2 separate regions of the Homo sapiens genome follow, and region 2 is linked to region 1. Evidence: chromatin contacts called from ENCODE Hi-C data. All regions are on one chromosome and are shown on one strand. The core of a region is the stretch at or near the end of the contact, and the rest is flanking DNA. Distances in the headings are between cores, read along the strand shown. Region 1 holds the start of PDCD5 (programmed cell death 5). Region 2 has its middle 37 kb from the start of LSM14A.

Region 1 (5,995 bases), core at 1,373-3,872:
CATGCTGGAGTACAGTGGTGCAATCACAGCTCACTGCAGCTATGATCAGCTCAAGCTCCTGTGCTCAAGTGATTCTTCCCCCTCGGCCTCCTGAGTAGCTGGGTCTACAGGCTTCAGTCACCACACCTGGCCTGCCACAAACTATTATATCACAGAACCCTAAGATGCCATCAATTCTAAGATACACCATAGTTTTACGTATCTCTAAAAATGAAAAACCCTAAAATGAGAGGTCTAATAGAGATCTCCATTCAAAACTGGGGTTTCTCGGGAGGCCAAGGTGGGAGGATCACTTGAAGCCAGGAGTTTGAGACCAGCCTGGGTGATATAGCGAGGCTATTAAAAAAAAAAAAAGTTTAAAAAAATTAGCCAGGCATGGTGGTGCACGCCTGTCATCTCAGCTCCTCAGGAGGCTGAGGTGGGAGGATCACTTGAGCCCAGCAGGAGTTTGAGGCTGCAGTGAGTTCTGATCCCACCACTGGGGTATCAAAGAGCAACATTCTCAGTACAAAGTAAAGAATAAATAAATATGCCATGCAGTAAGGGGCAGTACAAAAGCTTGCATGCACCTGGCCCTGACGTAAAGAAGAAAAAAGTTCAGTCTTACAGGGTTGCTGTCTGAATTCACACTACTAGGCAGGAGGCAGGGGAAAACCTCAAGCAGAGAATTTAACTTTCAATGGTCTCAGAAATGTACTCAAGTGATAGCAGAGTCAAAAGTAAATCCCCTCTGGAAGAATCTGGGGCAAGAGCAATCTGTTTTAAAAGGCATCCTGATTTCAGATATGTGACAATGAAAAGATGTACACGGCAGAAATCAATGAAATTTGCGTCGTTTTACTTCCTATCACTACTCCAGATACTTCTCACCGTCTGTCTTCTCCCGAACCCTCCCTTCCTATTTCTGTAGACCCAGCACAGTGCCTGACCCAGAGCAGGTGCTCTATAAATATTTGCTGGAGAGGAGGAGTAAGAAGGTGAGGAAGGGGAAATAGAGAATTGTCCAGTAGCTAAAGGTTTCAGTCTTGCAAGATGAAAACATTCTAGAGTGTGAACACTACTGAAGAGCACACTTAAAAATGGTTGTGATGGTGAAATTTTATTTAACCACAATTTTTAAAAAATGATAGCATGATAGGGTAATCACATACTCATTCAATAAACCTGCCACCGAATCAATTACCTGCATCTGTCTCAGGTGCTGTGCGCTGTGTTGGGATAAAACAATCAGAATAGCTTACCAGTTAACACTTATTGAGCACTTACTAAGTGAGGCACCGGACTCACGTCACCCCCACAGCCGAGGAAACTGCCACAGCTGCCTATTATCAGGCTCATTTTTAAGGTACTCACATTGTAGCAGAGAAACATCAACCAGTAATTGCAATACAAGGTCTGATGTGGAGCTGCACACGTGTTTATTTAACAATAATGAAGATACCCTGCGGATGATTTTGGCCAAATCACCATTCCAGCAAAACAAAAAAATCTGAGTCACACACCTGCTTAAAATAACTACAGCAAAAGAAATCCATTTGGTGAAACCACCCTTCAAAAAGTTCACGTTTCCAGCCCATACCTGTGCTTTGCTTCCTGTTGGGCCGCATCACCAGGATCCTGGAAAAAAAAAACTTAAATTTAATAGAGAAATTTCACGGGAGGCGGCGGGAAAAAGGAACGGTTCTGTTGTTTCCTATACATAACAGTCTCTTGCGGTGGTAGAAACAACTCCCCAAATAAGAAACTGGGCCTCACAGAAATCAATGAACTAGTTCCCACTTACAACGTTTTGATGAACGTCTAAAACCACAACCTCAGAAGGCTTTGGAATACAGAGCACCCTGGGGAGGGGAATCCCTGTATTACGAAACCGTGTTTCACATGTAGGAATAATTTCTGGAAAATAAAACGGGCCTCGGTATTAGGGACAACGATAACTCAAAGACTGCGCCCTCCGTCCCTAAGGTCCCGGTCCCTTATCAGAAACGCCTCTCCGGGCGTGTGATCCATCCAAGCTTCCCAGGCGGCCCCTCCCTGTCATCCCGGCGGGGCAAGCGTTCCTCCGACCCTGCCGCGCTCTCAGCACCGGGAACACAGCGGACCCTCAATACCTGTCGGCTAAACTTGGGTCATAACAACTGAACTCCGGAAAAACTGAATTCGGTCCGGCTGCTGGCTCCAAAAGCTGAGATTGTGCTTGGATCCAGGCCCGCCAGGACGAGCCCGCTCCAGGCTAGGGGACCCCACACCCCAACGCCAGGGCAGGTCCCGCACGTGGCGGCCCCCGCCGCCAGCCTCCTGGGCCCCTCGCGACGAGGAAAGCGACGAGGCCACCTCTGAGCCGGCCACGAGGCCGCCAGGGCAGCGCAGGGGACCGGGGCCCCGGGGAGGCGCCCAGAGCCTCCGCCCCGGAGGCGCGCCCTACACTCCGGGCGAGGGCGGCGCCCCGCGAGGGCCAAGCCTGGCGGGGGCTGATGCGCTCACCCCGTGTTTGGCCTGCAGCTCGGCCAGCCTCTGTCTCCTCAGCGCCTCAAGCTCCTCGTCCGCCATGGCTCGGCGTCAGCGCTGGAGCAGCCGCGGTCACTCTCGCAGCCCCTCGGCGCGAGCGCGGCCTTGACCACTGCGCAGGCGCTCGCGGGGCCCAGGCGCCACCAATCCAGCCCGGAGCCACGCCCCGCGCCGCTGCCAGGGCGCCGGCAGAGGCCCGATTCCCCGATTTCAGGCGGTCGAGCTTGGGCGCACGGAGGGGCGGGGCCTGGGGCGGGGCCTCCGGGATCCACCTCCCACCCGTGATCGGCGCCTCTGCGTGCAGGGACTTGGGCTGCGCTGGGGCGGGGCTGCGCTTTGGAAAGGTTAAAACCTGAAAGTGTGGCATCAACAAGTATAATAATTATGGGTGCAATGTGCTGGTGACCTAGAGGGTTAGGCGTATATTATCTCTATTTATAGATGAGGAACCAGGGGCGCAGGAAGGCTGAGTGGGGTGATGGAAATGTCCTAAAGCTGGATCGTGGCGGTGGCTGCCCGGCTCCTCGGTGCACACAGAGGCCGGCCGGTGGCTCGCCGCCTGTGGTCCCGACGCTTCGGGAGGCGGTAGGGTCATTTGAGGTCAGGAGTTAGAGACCAGCCTGGGCAATATGGCAAGAGCCTATCTCTACTAAAATTTTAAAAAACTAGTTGGGCGCGGTGATGTGCACCTGTAGTCCCAGCTACTCAGGAGGCTGTGTCAGGAGGATCGCTGGAGCCCGGAAGTTCGAGGCTGCAGTGAGCCTTGATCTCGCCACTGCACTCCAGCCTGGGAGACACAGCCAGACCCTGTCTCTAAAAAAAAAAAAAAAAAAAAAAAAAGTGCACATCTGCCTCCTCGCCATCTGCCTCCTCCACGCACAAAAGGGCTTTTCCTGGGAGGATACTGCAGTGGGCAGCTGTGGCTGGTGTAAACTCTTTGGTGGAACAAATCCCTTCTGCCTTTGACTTGGGGGAATTGGGGGCAGAGAGGATATTCAGCTACCTAAACGTGTGACTCATACAGATTCTGTTTGTTTGTCTGTGTGTGTGTTATTTTATTTTTTACATTAAAAAAATACAGATGGGGTCTCGCTATGTTGCCTAGGCTGGCCTCTATCTCCTGAGCTCAAGCAATCCTTTTGCCTCAGCCTCCCAAACTGCTAACATTACAGGCATGAGCCACCACACCTGGCCTGTGTGTTTTAATTGTGGCAAAATATACACAATACAAAATTTACCATTTTCACCATTTTTAGGTGTACTTTTCAGTGGTATGAAATGCATTATCGTGCAGTTGTCACTCAATCTCAGCTCACTGCAACCTCCACCTCCCGGGTTCAAGCGATTCTCCTGCATCAGTCTCCCAAGTAGCTGGGACCACAGGCGTGCACCACTGTGCCCGGCTAATTTTGTATTTTTTAGTAGAGATGGGGTTTCACCATGTTGGTCAAGCTGGTCTCGAACTTCTGACCTAAAGTGATCCACCTGCCTTGGTCTCCCAAAGTGCTGGGATTACAGGCATGAACCACCTTGTCCACCATCAATCTCTACAACTTTTTTTTTTTATCATCCTGAACTGGAACTCTACCCAGTAAAGATTTAGGTTGGTGTGAGGGGCCTCTAATGGGAATGGGTGGGGGTGGGAGGGGTCTGAGAATAATAATCAGTCTCCACCCATTCTCATTCTAGTTTCTATGAATTTGCCTATTCTGGGTATCTTGTATATGTGGAATCATACAATATTTGTCCTTTTGTGACTGGCTTACTCCACCTAGCATATGTCTTAAAGGTTCATTCATGTTGTAGCATGTGGCAGAATTTCTTTCCCTCTTTAGACTGAATATATTCCATTGTATGGATATACCTAGCACATTTTGTTTATCCATTCATCTGACAATGGACACTTAGGTTGCATCCACCTTTTGGCTATTATTAATAATGCAGCTATGAACATGGGTGTAGAAATATCTGTTCAGGTCTGTGCTTTCACTTTTGGATATATACCCAGAAGAGAAATTGTTGGATAATGTGATAATTCTGTGTTGAGGAATGGCCATACCATTTTCCACAGCAACTGCACTATTTTACATTCCAACCAACAGTGAATGAAGGTTCCAATTTCACCGTCTCCTCACCAATATTTGTTGTGTTCTGTTTTTTTGTTTGTTTGTTTTTTGATTGTTTTTGATAGTAACCATCCTAACGGGTATGAGGTGAGGTGTTGTGGTTTTGATATGCATTTCTCTAACGATTAGTGATGTTGAGCATCTTTTCATGTGCTTGTTGGCCATTTGTATATCTTCTTTAGAGAAATGTCTACTCTAGGCCAGGTGCGATGGCTTACTCCTGTAATCCCAGCACTTTGGGAGGCTGAGGAGGGCAGATCACTAGGTCAAGAGATTGAGACTATCCTGGCCAACATGGCGAAACCCTGTCTCTACTAAAAATACAAAAATTAGCTGGGCGTGGTGGCACGCACCTGTAGTCCCAGCTACTCAGGAGGCTGAGGCAGGAGAATCACTTGAACCCGGGAGCCGGAAGTTGCAGTGAGCCAAGATCGCGCCACTGGACTCCAGCCTGGTGACAGAGCGAGACTCTGTCTCAAGAAAAAAAAGAAAAGAAAAGAAAAGAAAAGAAAAATGTCTCTTCTAGCCCTTTGCCCATTTTAAAATTTGCTTTTCTTTTTTTGTTGTTGCGTTGTAGTAGTTCTTTACATATTTTAGATAATCCCTTATCAAAGTATATGATTTGCAACTATTTTCTCCCATTCCATGGGATTTACATTCTGTTGATTGTGTCCTTCAATGCACAAAATATTTTAATTTTCATAAAGTCCAACTTACCTATTTTTTCTTTTGTTGCCTTTGCTTTTGGTGTCATACCCAAGAAATAACTGCCAAATCTAACGTTATGAAGCTATTCTCCTGTTTCCTTCTAGAAGTTCTATAGTTTTAGCTCATTATGTTCAGGTCTGTGGTCCATTTTGAGTTAATATGGCATTAGGTAAGGGTCCCACTTCATGTTTTTGCATGTGGCTATCCAGTTTTCCCAGCACCATTTGTTGAAAAGACTGTCCTTTCCCCACTGAATGGTGGGGACTGTTGCATACCTCTTATCCTAGATTTTCCTTCCTTGCCATCTTGAGTTTCATCCTCTATTTCTTGGATTCCTTATGCTCTTTCTTGGTTTAACCCTTAAGTTTGTTGAAACACATTTTTAAGTAATTGTCTTTAAAAAGTCTGTGATAGACAAATTTTCTATATTGTCATATGTCTAAATATTTAATTGACCATAACACTTGACTAATTCATGGTTGGTTATAGACTTTTGGATAAAATATTTTCCCCTCAGAATTACTTTAAATTAAAATATAATACAAAATGTTATTTTTAATTTACCCTTCTAACTTTGTTATATATTAGTAATTTGTAAAATTCCTTACTTTACATTGTGAAAACCATCAAATCTATAAAAATTGGAGGAATAG
Region 2 (5,995 bases), core at 2,093-4,592, 1.6 Mb before region 1:
AGTTGCGCGATCTTGGCTTACCGCAACCTCCACCTCCTGGGCTCAAGTAATCCTTCCATTTCAGCCTCCCCAGTAGCTGGGACTATGGGCTCAGGCCACCATGCCCAGCTAAGTTTTGTATTTTTTTGTAGAGATGGGGTTTTGCCATGTTGCCCAGGCTGGTCTTGAACTCCTGAGCTCAAACCGTCTGCCCACTTTGGCATCCCAAAGTGCTGGGTATAAATTTTTTTATATTAAAAATTAAAAAAAATAGAGAAGGGGCTTTGCCATGTTGCCCAGGCTGGTCTTGAACTTCTGAACTCAAGCAATCCTCCTGCCTTGGCCTCCCAAAGTACTGGGATTACAAGCGTGTGCCACCATACCCAGCCAAGGATGCTTAATGTCATTAGATAAATAAAAATTAAACCTACAGCAAGATACCACTACATACTTTTAGAATGTCTAACAAGTGTTGGACATATGGATCTAGAACTCTCATTCACTTCTGGTGGGAATGTGAAATGGAATAACCACTTTGTGTTTTTCTCTTTTTTTTGAGATGAGTCTCACTCTGTCACCCAGGCTGGAGTGCAGTGGTGTACTCTCAGCTCACTGCAACCTCCTCCTCCTGGTTCTCCTGCCTCAGTCTCCCAAGTAGCTGGGATTACAGGCACCCGCCATCATGCCTGGCTAATTTTTGTACTTTTAGTAGAGACAGGGTTTTGCCCTGTTTGCCCGGCTGGTCTTGAACTCCTGACCTCAGGTGATCCGCCTACCTCAGCCTCCCAAGGTGCTGGGATTACAGGCATGAGCCACCATGCCTGGTCTGGAACAACCACTTTGAAAAATAGTTTGGGTCTATGGCCATATCACCCTAAACACACCTGATCTCATCTGAAAAAGTTTGGCAGTTTCTTAAAAAGTTGAACATACACCCACTGTTTGACACAACCATTTCACTGCTATTAATCCAAATAAAAGGGTACATTCATACAAAGACTTGCACACCCATGTTGATAGAAGTTTTGTTTGTTATAGCCAGAAACTGAAAAGTGAACAATGGAGGAATGGATTTAAAAAATTGCAGTATATCAATACAATGGAATTCTACTCAGCAATGACAAGAAATGAACTACTGATCTATTCAGCAACATGGGTGAATTTCAAAATAGTTAAGCTTGACTGTGTAACTTCCAGACCAGTTTTATCTGGCCATACTTTCTTGATAACAGGATGTCTAATTATTTTGCAAGCACAGAGCTAAGAAGTGAAATCGTACCCCAAAGGGTTAAACAGGTGACTAACAGGAATTCTTTTTTTTTGAGATAAAATTTTGCTCTGTCCCCCAGGCTGGAGTGCGGTGGTGTGATCTCAGCTCACTGCAACCTTGTCCCGGGTTCAAGCGATTCTCCTGCCTCAGCCTCCGGAGCAGCTGGGATTATAGGCGTCTGCCACTATGCCCAGCTAATTTTTGTGGTGTTAGTAGAGACGGGATTTCACCATGTTGGTCAGCTGGTCTCGAACTCCTGACCTCAGGTGATCCAGCCACCTCGGCCTCCCAAAGTGCTGGGATTACAGGCGTGAGCCACCACACCCCGCCAGGAATTCTTGAGCTTACATGATGGCAGATAAGACAAGAAACATTTTGCAGAAACTCCCTTTAATTATAAGAGAACGAAACTGGCTGAAATCAGTTGGAACCAACATGGCCAACTGGAGTCTGTGCAGAAAGAGGCTGCTGACATCACAGTCTGAACTTCCGCAGCATGTTCCATATTCACTCTCGCATCCTGGATTTGCACATGCAACCCATCAAGAGACAACTGTGCATGCCCAAGGACTTTCCAGACCTCCCCTTTCTTTCTACCTGTTGATCCCTAACTCATCCCCTAAACCTTCCTAATAAATGTACTGCCTTAAGGCCAGCATGGGGAGATAGACTTGATCTGGCCTCCTGTCTCCTTGCTGGTCAACTGGCAATAAAGCTTTCCTTTTCTCAAAATCTCATGCCATAGTATTGGCCTCTATGCTCATCATGAAGTGACCCCTTGGCCTCAGTAACTGTCCTCTACCCTGAGAAAAAGCAGATAGTATATGATTCCTTAACATATAATTCTACAGGACGCAAACTAATCCACGGTGACCAAAAGCAGATTCACTGTTATCTGAGGGACTGATACGGTAGGCTGTGACTGGGAGGAAGGATTATAAATGAGCAGAAGGAAACTTTTATGTTCATTCTCTTGATTGTGGTGGTGGTTTCAGGGATGTATACACACATATGTAAAAGGCAAACTGTATGCTTTAAATATGTACAGGCTTTACACCAGCACTTCAATAAGGCTGTTTAAAATTTTAAAAGGTGTGGGAAAGAACACAGGCCACACATGTGGTGGTGGAAATGGCCCAGGCTTTGCTATTAAAGTTGCGCTAGTGTCCTTTGTCAAGTCACTTAGAACTCTCAGCTGCAAAGATAACACCGCCCTGGCAGGGATTAAGAAATAGTGTACAGGCCAGGCGCAGTGGCTCACACCTGTAATCCCAGCACTTACGGAGGCCGAGGAGGGTGAATCACTTGAGGTCGGGAGTTCAAGCCCAGTCTGGCCATTATGGCAAAACTCTGTTTCTATTAAAAGTACAAAAATTAGCCAGGCGTGGTGGCAGGCACCTGTAATCCCAGCTGAGGCGATCACTCGAATCCGGGAGGCAGAGGTTGCAGTGTGCCGAGATTGCGCCACTGCATTACAGCTTGGGCGACAGAGTGAGACTCTGCCTCCGAAAAAAAAAAAAAAAGAAGAAAGTCAAGAAAAAAGAAATAGTGAACAGGCCGGATGCGGTGGCTCACGCCGGTAATCCCAGCACTTTTGGAGGCCGAGGTGGGAGATCTTTTGAGCCCAGGAGTTGGAGACCAGCCTGTGCAACATAGTGAGACCGCCCCCTCTACAAAAATGTCATAATTAGCCGGGTGTAGTGGCCTGCGCCTGTAGCCTCAGCTATTTGGGAGTCTGAGGCGGGAGAATCACTTGAGCCCCAGGAGTTCAAAGCTCCAGTGAGCTAGCTCTGGTCACGCCAATATACTCCAGCCTGGGCTACCAAGACCTTGTATCAAGAAAAAAAAAAAAAAAGAAAAGAAAATAAAAAGAAATAGTGAAAATTTAGGCGAATTTAGGTGAAGCACAGGGTATTCGTCCAGGTGTGACATGCAAGGTGGAATGGTGGCAGGCAGCCCGACTCAATTCCAGGCCCTAACTCATCTTGGATCTGTGACCTGAAGCACGTTCCTGAGCGTCTCCGTTTCAATGTCTCAATTGCAAAGCGGATTAAATGACTCAACACAAGTAAGACAGGAGGAGCGCAGGGGCTGGGGCGTTCTCGGTAAGCTGAGAACAAGCCGGGTGGACGATGACCTGACGGCGCCGGCGAGACCCCGGGCCGGTTGCTGGGGTCGCACACAGGCAGCCGGAGGGGCGCGCAGGAGGGTCCGGGGCAGGGGCCGGGAAGACTGGGCAGATAAGAGAGCCGGAACAGGCGAGGCGGCCAAAGAGGCATCCAGGAGCCGCGACAAACGTGCGGGCAGCGCAACAAGTGACCCGCAAAGCACCCAACCACCACCTTAACGCTACTTCCCAGCCTGCCCCGCGCCCTCGGGCGCAGGCGCAGTGAGGTGGGCGGGGGGCACGGCCCAGTTTCGGGGGGCACGACCCGGCCCCTAGCCCCACCCCAGCCGCGGCCACGCCCCTCGCCGCGCCTCTAGAGCGGGAGGCTCGGCTGCTGGTTTCAGTTTGCAGCTAGGGAAGGTGGGGACATTGCCAGTGTCGAGTGGGTTGATCCTCCCTGGGTCCCTCTGCAAATTTAGGACCGTGCCACGAGTCCAGTCAGGAGCGGGACGCCTACCCTGCGGCGTCGTGCGCGCTTCAGGGGCACTATTGCAAAATAGATGCAGCTCTCAGGCAGTTTGCTTGTTCCTGGGTGAGGAGTTTTTGGTTAAAAAACAGTTGTTCCTCCCCGAGTTTGTGAAAGATAATGTATTTAAAAAATAAAACAAAGAAATTCCCAAGTCCCATCTGGAAATAAAAGATAGTTTTAAAAGACACCTGCATTAGATTGCTACAATAAAGTTATGTTTTCGTATTTTTTTCTTGATACAAAACAAATTTAAAAAAATATATTTTTAGACAGAGTTTCACTCTTGTTGCCTAGGCTGGAGTGCAGTGGCGCGATCTCGGCTCAACCTCCGCCTCCCGTGTTCAAGCGATTCTCCTGCCTCAGCCTCCCAAGTAGCTGGGATTACAGGCGCACGCCACCACTCCCAGATAATTTTGTATTTTTAGCAGAGATGGGGTTTCATCATGTTGGCCAGGCTGGTCTCGAACTCCTGACCTCAGGTGATCCGCCCGCTTCAGCCTCCCAAAGTGCTGAGATTACAGGTGCGAGCCACCGTGCCCAGCCAATAAAATATATTCTTTTTTATTTATTTATTTATTTTTTATTTATTTATTTTTATTGATCATTCTTGGGTGTTTCTCGCAGAGGGGGATTTGGCAGGGTCATAGGACAATAGTGGAGGGAAGGTCAGCAGATAAACAAGTGAACAAAGGTCTCTGGTTTTCCTAGGCAGAGTGTGTGTGTCCCTGGGTACTTGAGATTAGGGAATGGTGATGACTCTTAACGAGCATGCTGCCTTCAAGCATCTGTTTAACAAAGTACATCTTGCACCGCCCTTAATCCATTTAACCCTGAGTGGACACAGCACATGTTTCAGAGAGCACAGGGTTGGGGGTAAGGTCATAGATCAACAGGATCCCAAGGCAGAAGAATTTTTCTTAGTACAGAACAAAATGAAAAGTCTCCCATGTCTACTTCTTTCTACACAGACACGGCAACCATCCGATTTCTCAATCTTTTCCTCACCTTTCCCCCTTTTCTATTCCACAAAACCGCCATTGTCATCATGGCCCGTTCTCAATGAGTTGTTGGGTACACCTCCCAGACGGGGTGGTGGCCGGGCAGAGGGGCTCCTCACTTCCCAGTAGGGGCAGCCGGGCAGAGGCGCCCCTCACCTCCCGGACGGGGCGGCTGGCCGGGCGGGGGGCTGACTCCCCCACCTCCCTCCCGGACGGGGCGGCTGGCCGGGTGGGGGGCTGACCCCCCCACCTCCCTCCCGGACGGGGCGGCTGGCCGGGCAGAGGGGCTCCTCACTTCCCAGTAGGGGCTGCCGGGCAGAGGCGCCCCTCACCTCCCAGACGGGGCGGCTGGCCGGGCAGGGGGCTGACCCCCCACCTCCCTCCCTGACGGGGCGTCTCGCCTGGCGGGGGCTGACCCCCCCACCTCCCTCCCGGACGTGGCGGCTGGCCGGGCGGGGGGCTGACCCCCCCACCTCCCTCCCGGACGGGGCGGCTGGCTGGGCAGAGGGGCTCCTCACTTCCCAGTAGGGGCGGCCGGGCAGAGGCGCCCCTCACCTCCCGGACGGGGTGGCTGGCCGGGCGGGGGGCTGACCCCCCCACCTCCCTTCCGGACGGGGTGGCTGCCGGGCGGAGACGCTCCTCACTTCCCAGACGGGGTGGCAGCCGGGCGGAGGGGCTCCTCACTTCTCAGATGGGGCGGTTGCCAGGCGGAGGGTCTCCTCACTTCTCAGACGGGGCGGCCGGGCAGAGACGCTCCTCACCTCCCAGACGGGGTGGCGGGGCAGAGGCGCTCCCCACATCTCAGACGATGGGCGGCCGGGCAGAGACGCCCCTCACTTCCTAGATGGGATGGTGGCCAGGAAGAGGCGCTCCTCACTTCCTAGGTGGGATGGCGGCCGGGCAGAGACGCTCTTCACTTTCCAGACTGGGCAGCCAGGCAGAGGGGCTCCTCACATCCCAGACGATGGGCGGCCAGGCAGAGACGCACCTCACTTCCCAGACGGGGTAGCCGCCGGGCAGAGGCTGCAATCTCGGCACTTTGGGGGGCCAAGGCAGGCGGCTGGGAGGTGGAGGTTGTAGCCGAGATCACGCCACTGCACTCCAGCCTGGGC

Evidence for each region. A loop is a pair of places that touch in the nucleus more often than their neighbours do. Pooled maps may share reads with other maps.
Region 2: a map of CD8-positive, alpha-beta T cell shows a loop between it and region 1 (9-fold over the local background). The contact joins the enhancer-like site here to the promoter of PDCD5 in region 1. A Hi-C loop is called at or near these places in 2 of 168 maps with a recorded cell type or tissue (CD4-positive, alpha-beta T cell and CD8-positive, alpha-beta T cell) and 7 of 50 pooled maps.

The regions. Positions count from the first base shown.
Region 1 is chr19:32,577,817-32,583,811 of GRCh38, reverse strand. It overlaps PDCD5 (programmed cell death 5), which reads right to left and starts at 2,622. Exons shown (of 6, transcript NM_004708.4): 1 at 2,485-2,622; 2 at 1,580-1,617. The coding sequence starts at 2,550. RefSeq lists silencers at 2,621-2,797, 2,143-2,872 and an enhancer at 3,083-3,172.
Region 2 is chr19:34,132,183-34,138,177 of GRCh38, reverse strand. No RefSeq gene overlaps it. Among named protein-coding and RNA genes, the nearest start is that of LSM14A, 37 kb to the left of the region's middle. RefSeq lists an enhancer at 2,891-3,426 and a silencer at 3,410-3,819. Within about 2 kb of position 3,342, at least 38 of the 41 ENCODE cell types and tissues checked have a DNase peak (open chromatin) inside an H3K27ac peak, as active enhancers do; they include CD4-positive, alpha-beta T cell and CD8-positive, alpha-beta T cell, where a contact is called at or near this core.